Regions from separate parts of the Homo sapiens genome. Here region 2 is linked to region 1. Evidence: read pairs that join two places in POLR2A ChIA-PET (ENCODE). Cell type or tissue: MCF 10A. All regions are shown on one strand. Each heading gives the region's core, and the rest is flanking DNA. Links, peaks and the distances in the headings are about the cores only.

The links. ChIA-PET counts read pairs that join two places held together with the same protein. Peaks named below come from ENCODE experiments on the same cell type or tissue, not always from the same donor. Only the 100,000 strongest peaks of a DNase experiment are listed, where the experiment ranks them.
Region 2: POLR2A ChIA-PET joins it to region 1 with 5 read pairs; 2 of 35 experiments call an interaction of 5 or more read pairs at or near these places.

The regions. Positions count from the first base shown.
Region 1 is chr20:14,559,379-14,562,206 of GRCh38, forward strand. All of the region lies in intron 4 of MACROD2 (mono-ADP ribosylhydrolase 2), which reads left to right. The region is part of intron 1 of MACROD2-IT1 (MACROD2 intronic transcript 1); the gene reads left to right. Among named protein-coding and RNA genes, the nearest start is that of MACROD2-IT1, 6.4 kb to the left of the region's middle. In MCF 10A, for the core only: no CTCF peak of the experiment used is centred there; no DNase peak of the experiment used is centred there.
Region 2 is chr20:14,610,962-14,613,789 of GRCh38, forward strand. The region is part of intron 4 of MACROD2 (mono-ADP ribosylhydrolase 2); the gene reads left to right. All of the region lies in intron 1 of MACROD2-IT1 (MACROD2 intronic transcript 1), which reads left to right. Among named protein-coding and RNA genes, the nearest start is that of MACROD2-IT1, 58 kb to the left of the region's middle. In MCF 10A, for the core only: no CTCF peak of the experiment used is centred there; a DNase peak (open chromatin) is centred at 1,620.

The sequences.
Region 1 (2,828 bases), core at 169-2,668:
TAATACCTTATACATTTTAATCATATCTGCTAGAACAAGTAATCTCTAGAGTGGTCAGCTATGGAAGAGGATAAAGTTAGTAGACCTACTAACTTTATAGCTCATATATATTTTGGTTATATACTCGAATTCCTATTACTCGATGCTTCAAGCATTATCTTTTAACCTCTGTATACAAAATTAGAATGTCAGCACGTTTACACTTTTCTACTTGTTCTCCCTCTACTTTCTGTTTTTATAACTTACTGATACTAAAATGTTCAAAGCTTATAGTATTTTTATGTTCTGTAACTATAATTCTCACACTTTTTTCTTTAGTTATATACATAAATCATTTTAGGGCTGACCTCCAAATTTTTACAATAGACTCTCCATTCTATAAGTTGACTGGAATAATTTCTAACAACATGAATCATGCATGACTTGTACATACCCTTTGGGAAATACCAGGATTCTCAGAGGTTTTACTTGTGTCATTAAATGGAGACTGTAATGGCTGCTACCATTTCTCTTCTCTGTCTCTCCGGTGTGAAACAGGGCTCAGGGGTACACATAAGGCTGCAATCTGGTCCTTTTTCTTTTCTCTATCTATTCACATTTCTCTTTGTTTTGACCTCCTGAATGTGAAAATGTTTAATAGCATGTATATTTACATATTTAAGTATTCAAGCTCTACTGCTTAGTTCTTAATAGTATCTTACCTGTGCATTTTCACCAGCCAAAGATTTTGAGAGGACAAAAGAGGGGACAAGAACTTGCTATCCGTTTTAAAGAATTTTCTATAGAGACCTTTTAAAAGTAAGATGATTAGGATTTCATTAAAAAGAATTTTAAATATGTTAAAAGCATGAGTTTTTGCAGCTGCTAGGCAGAAAGACTTGCTTGCTAACCACACTTTGTTTCTTGGGAATGAATGACTGTACTTAATGTACACACACACACACACACACACACACACACAGGTGCACGCATGTGTGTATACATGCCCGGATATACAGGAACTAAAGATAGGATAAAAAACTGACCTCTAGAATATTCAGATACAGACATCATTCTGTGGCTGCCTCACCAAATCATATGTGGTTGGATATAAGAAAGTACAGCCTATTTCTGGGATTTACAGAGATAAGAAAAGGGAAAAATAGGAAATTTTAAAATGTCACAACTCATTTTATTAATGATTATTACTCAGCTTTATTATTTTAGATAGTAATGCATTTCATGTTTGAATATCACAAAGAAAACTTTTCTGAAGTGATTTTCTTGAGAATATTGTTATACATGTTTTCTGCATCCTCCCATAGGTCTATGAACATAAGAGTTTATCATATTTTACCTATCCTGTTACCACTACCTGTGGACAGTGTTAATTGATTTCTAGGAAATGCCGACACTTATTTTAGCACTAATTTCACAGAGTCATTTATTTCCAAGGTTTATATAACAGTAAATAAACTAATAAAATATATTGAATTTTAATTTGCCTTTTTACCTCTTAATTTCTCTCTTATGAATAGACTTTAGAATTTGACCTTATTAATATACTAGGAAACTCAGAAATTAGTTTCATGAAATAATGTTTGATTTATTTTCATTCATTTGATAGGACAGGAGCTTTAACAGATGGACTGTCAGATCCAAATAAAGTTTTATTGCTTTATTGTTATGTGCAATAATTAAGATATTGTTCAGATAGATTGACACCTAGACTCTGGGAGACTTATGGTGTGGTGGTGTCTAGATAGAGGTATATGGAGAATTCGTAATACTGCATGTGTACCAAAGAACACCTGTATTGTTATAATTTGTATGTAAATTGTATATGAACAATTGTTTATAATCTAAAGTAATATTATTTAGAAGCATTTTATTACATTTATTTTTAGATTTGTAACCTGATTAGAAGACTAACTTTTTCAAATTTTTCTTTTTAAATGTCTTGATTTTTGAGAAATTTTAGTTCACTCTTAAGTTCCCTTAAGATTATGGAGTAGAAACCACTGTAAGCTTAGGAAAATATTTTGAAATAATTTGTGAAATACCTTTTTGTATCCCAATAATTTCTATTGTCATGAGCTTTTGAATGTTAACAAAATGATTTTCATCTCTATGTTAGGTTTAGGTGCAGGGTATACAAATGTTATATTTTTATTTTCAGTACAGTACAGGATTCTACAGGGGTTTTCATTGTTCATTTGGGGGGTAAACTTTTTATTTCCTTTTCTAATAGCTAAGAGGTATAAATTTTGATGGTATTATTATCTCAGTTTACATATGTTTCACTTGTAAATATTGCATTCATGAAGAAGAAACACCACAACAATTTAAACACATAAAATACTTCATGTGAGTTACTTGAAAATGACAAATCGAAATCTGTCACGTAATAGGAAAACTATGCTTTGAAGCATAATCTCTAGTGCTGCCTCTTCTCTATTACAGCTTAAACTGTACTCTGCATGTCATACATAAAGAATGAACTTTGCAGTCAGTTAAAAAAGCTGAAACAATTGGTATGAGAAACATACCAAGAAAATATTCTAATCATAATTCCAAGTTGAGGTCAAAAAAATAAATAAACCAGAATATGAGCCATAATCTTTTTATTTTTTTTAACTTTAATAGTCCTTAGCAATAATCAACAATTTACTGATTCAACAGGAGACATGTTACTCTACTGCCATCTGGTTATTCTAAATAGAACCTATCCCTCTGGACGAGCAAAAGGCGTAATGATTGGATAGACGTTTTGGCAGAAAAAAGACTTTTTTAATGTCTTGGGATTTGGGAGGTAAAACCAATGGCCATAATTTTGAAACATCTGCTCT
Region 2 (2,828 bases), core at 97-2,596, 52 kb after region 1:
AAACGTTTTTGGTAAGTCTATTTTAGTCATTTCATAGAGGGCTTTGCTGGAATTGTATTGCTTCAAATACTTGTTTTCAGTACTTTTACATTCTTGGAATACTTGCATTTAGATTTTTGTTAAGAGGCAGTATATGGTATGGTGGTTAAGAATGTGGTCTATACCTATGGTGTCAAACTACCTGCATTCAAATATCACCCAAGCCACTTATTATCTGCAAGAGCTTGGACAAGTCATATAGCCATTTTATACCTGTGTTTCCTTATCTGTGAAATGACAATAATAATAGCATTCAGTTTTGATGATCAAATGTGCTAGTTTCCCAGATGTGAAACATTAGAAGAATACCTGGTGTATAGTAAAAAATAAATGTCAGCAATGATTATTTCTTACACAAGCCTGGTGAAAATTCAAGTTTACTGGTTATTAAATTGCATTGGTTCTGTTTGGGGTCTTCCTCATTATGTTCAGAGATCAGCAATGCCCTGAGGTTTTTTTTTTTTTTTTTTTTGGCGGGGGGTCATATTTGCCTGATTATATCTCATCGTCAAGTAGAAACACTAAAATACATAATTCAAAACAAAGATTTGATCTTCAAAAGGGAAAGACAAAGCACCATCTCAAATTTGCTGTACCGAAGGGCCTGGCTCAGTGCCTGACACATGGTAGGTGCTCTGCAGACCTGGGTCCACCCATGGATTATCTCTGCCCAGGATTCTGACCCATAAAAGGAAGGGCATTCTTTCCACATTCTTGGTAAATCTGTGTAGGATTCTTATCTTAAATGTAGTCTTTAACCTTAGGAGACTCAGAAACTTTGAAACTATAGTATTATGACTGAAATATTAAGCTTTTTAAAAACACATACTTTAGTTCATTTAGCTGTCTAATATTTTCTCTGTTCTTAAATTTGCAACCTTTTAAAATGTATGGTTTTAAATTACATAGTGGATTATTCAGGTACTCATCTAACATTTAAAATGTAAACAGTGCAAATTTTTCTTAAAGGCAAGAAGCAGGGGATTATCATATGTGAAAGGGAGTAGAAATATGATCTTTTTATTCTTGCTTGCCTAGATTTTGCAGTTTTAATCAAATTGGCATTTAAAAATACTGGGCTCTATCTGTTAAGAACTGTCTGTTGTTTATAGAGATTTTTAGGTGTAAATTATCTAGCCAGATGTTTAAGCACCAAAGGGAAACAAGTTAAATACAATTAACCCAGTCTTCATTTATCAAGTAGTTAATTCTCAGCGGTAGGCCACAAAATCAGTCTTTTGATCCCAATAATATATATAGGTATAACTATTTAGATAACATAAAATGAAAGTTACAAAGCCTTATTTTGAAACTCTTTAAGCTTGGCCAAATTAGGGAACATTTTATTCAATATAGGTGGCTTCCCAAATTTTGGTTACTGATTGCCTTTGTCATTGCCTTTAGGACAACTGTAGACTTTGTGGATATTGGAACAGATATAATAATTGTACTGTAATTTCCCACCAGGTAAATCACATAATTATTATGGGAGTATGAAAATATCTGAGAACAGGGACAGGGTGGGGGTGTGTGGGATACATACACATATGCATGCAGTATAAAAATAAGATTGCAAAATGTTGCATCATTTCAGTTGCTCAACTGCAGCTCAACTCAACTCTTGCATAGTCCCCTATAACATTGTGTTAGTGTGGAATTTAGGTACATTTTAATATGTTTCATATGCTATGAGGTCGGACCTCCCTAAAACAATAGTCTTAGGATCTATAAAGTTCTTAAAACTCATCTGATTATGGTGAGTTTTTAAACATTTTGCATAATTTTTTAAATTCTAAAAGTATTATGAAATGACAGAAGGTTTGGGTTTGGGAAACAAAGGGAGGAAAAAAATCAGCTACTACTTAACAAAAATCATTTGTACCTTGCTCTATATCTAAATCTATATCTACATCCCATTGTACTTTCAGGCTTGTACTTTATTTCTTCTATGCACCTACAGTGAAGTTTTAAATATTCTGGGCTCTGTGTATAAAGGTTCTGAGTTCTTCAGTATTCCTGAGAAGGAGCTTAAAAATACTGTGATTTTTATAAGTCGCATTAGAGACCTAGGAAATCATTCCAAAACATTAATTTTGAGCCAAATTTCTAATAGGGTATTAAAAACAGGGGTATAGTGGAAATTGTATTAAATAAGAATCAGGAGTTTATGTTCAAGTCGCACTTCTGACAACATGAGTTCTATCAGTTGAAGTATGTTTGCGATACATGAATGTATATGAGAAATACACATATACAGTCAAGAGAATAAGCAATGATTCATACGCATTCCCCAGAACCATGCTTTATGCTTAAACAAGATTTATGGACTTGTTTTCTTGGGCTTGCATTTCCCTGTGAGAGAGTATTTTACGGTGGGCTGGAAGGTGTTTCTGTTTCTCTTGGTTAACATATATGGGGAGCAACAGAAGGTAACAGGAATGATTGAGAGGGAGACAAAGAGACCTTGGGAAGGGTGGATGAGAGCAGTGGGGAGGAAGAAAGAAGGGTAAGGATCCAATTATTTACTTGACATCTATTTGCAACTCTATTAAGTATGGAGATAAAAAGAGAGATGGGTATTAAGGGGACAAAACACAGTGGAGATTTTAGCTACCCCCAGTGTTTTCCTCTGGCTCACTGACTTCCAGTTATCCTCTTTCTTTGCTTATTGTTACATGTTTTTGGATATCAAAGAGAGTATCCTAAAATAACTTTGATACAGTTAATGATCTTAGTGGAATGATAGGAGTTTTAAAAAAGAACAAAGAGCATTCCATTTGTATTATAGA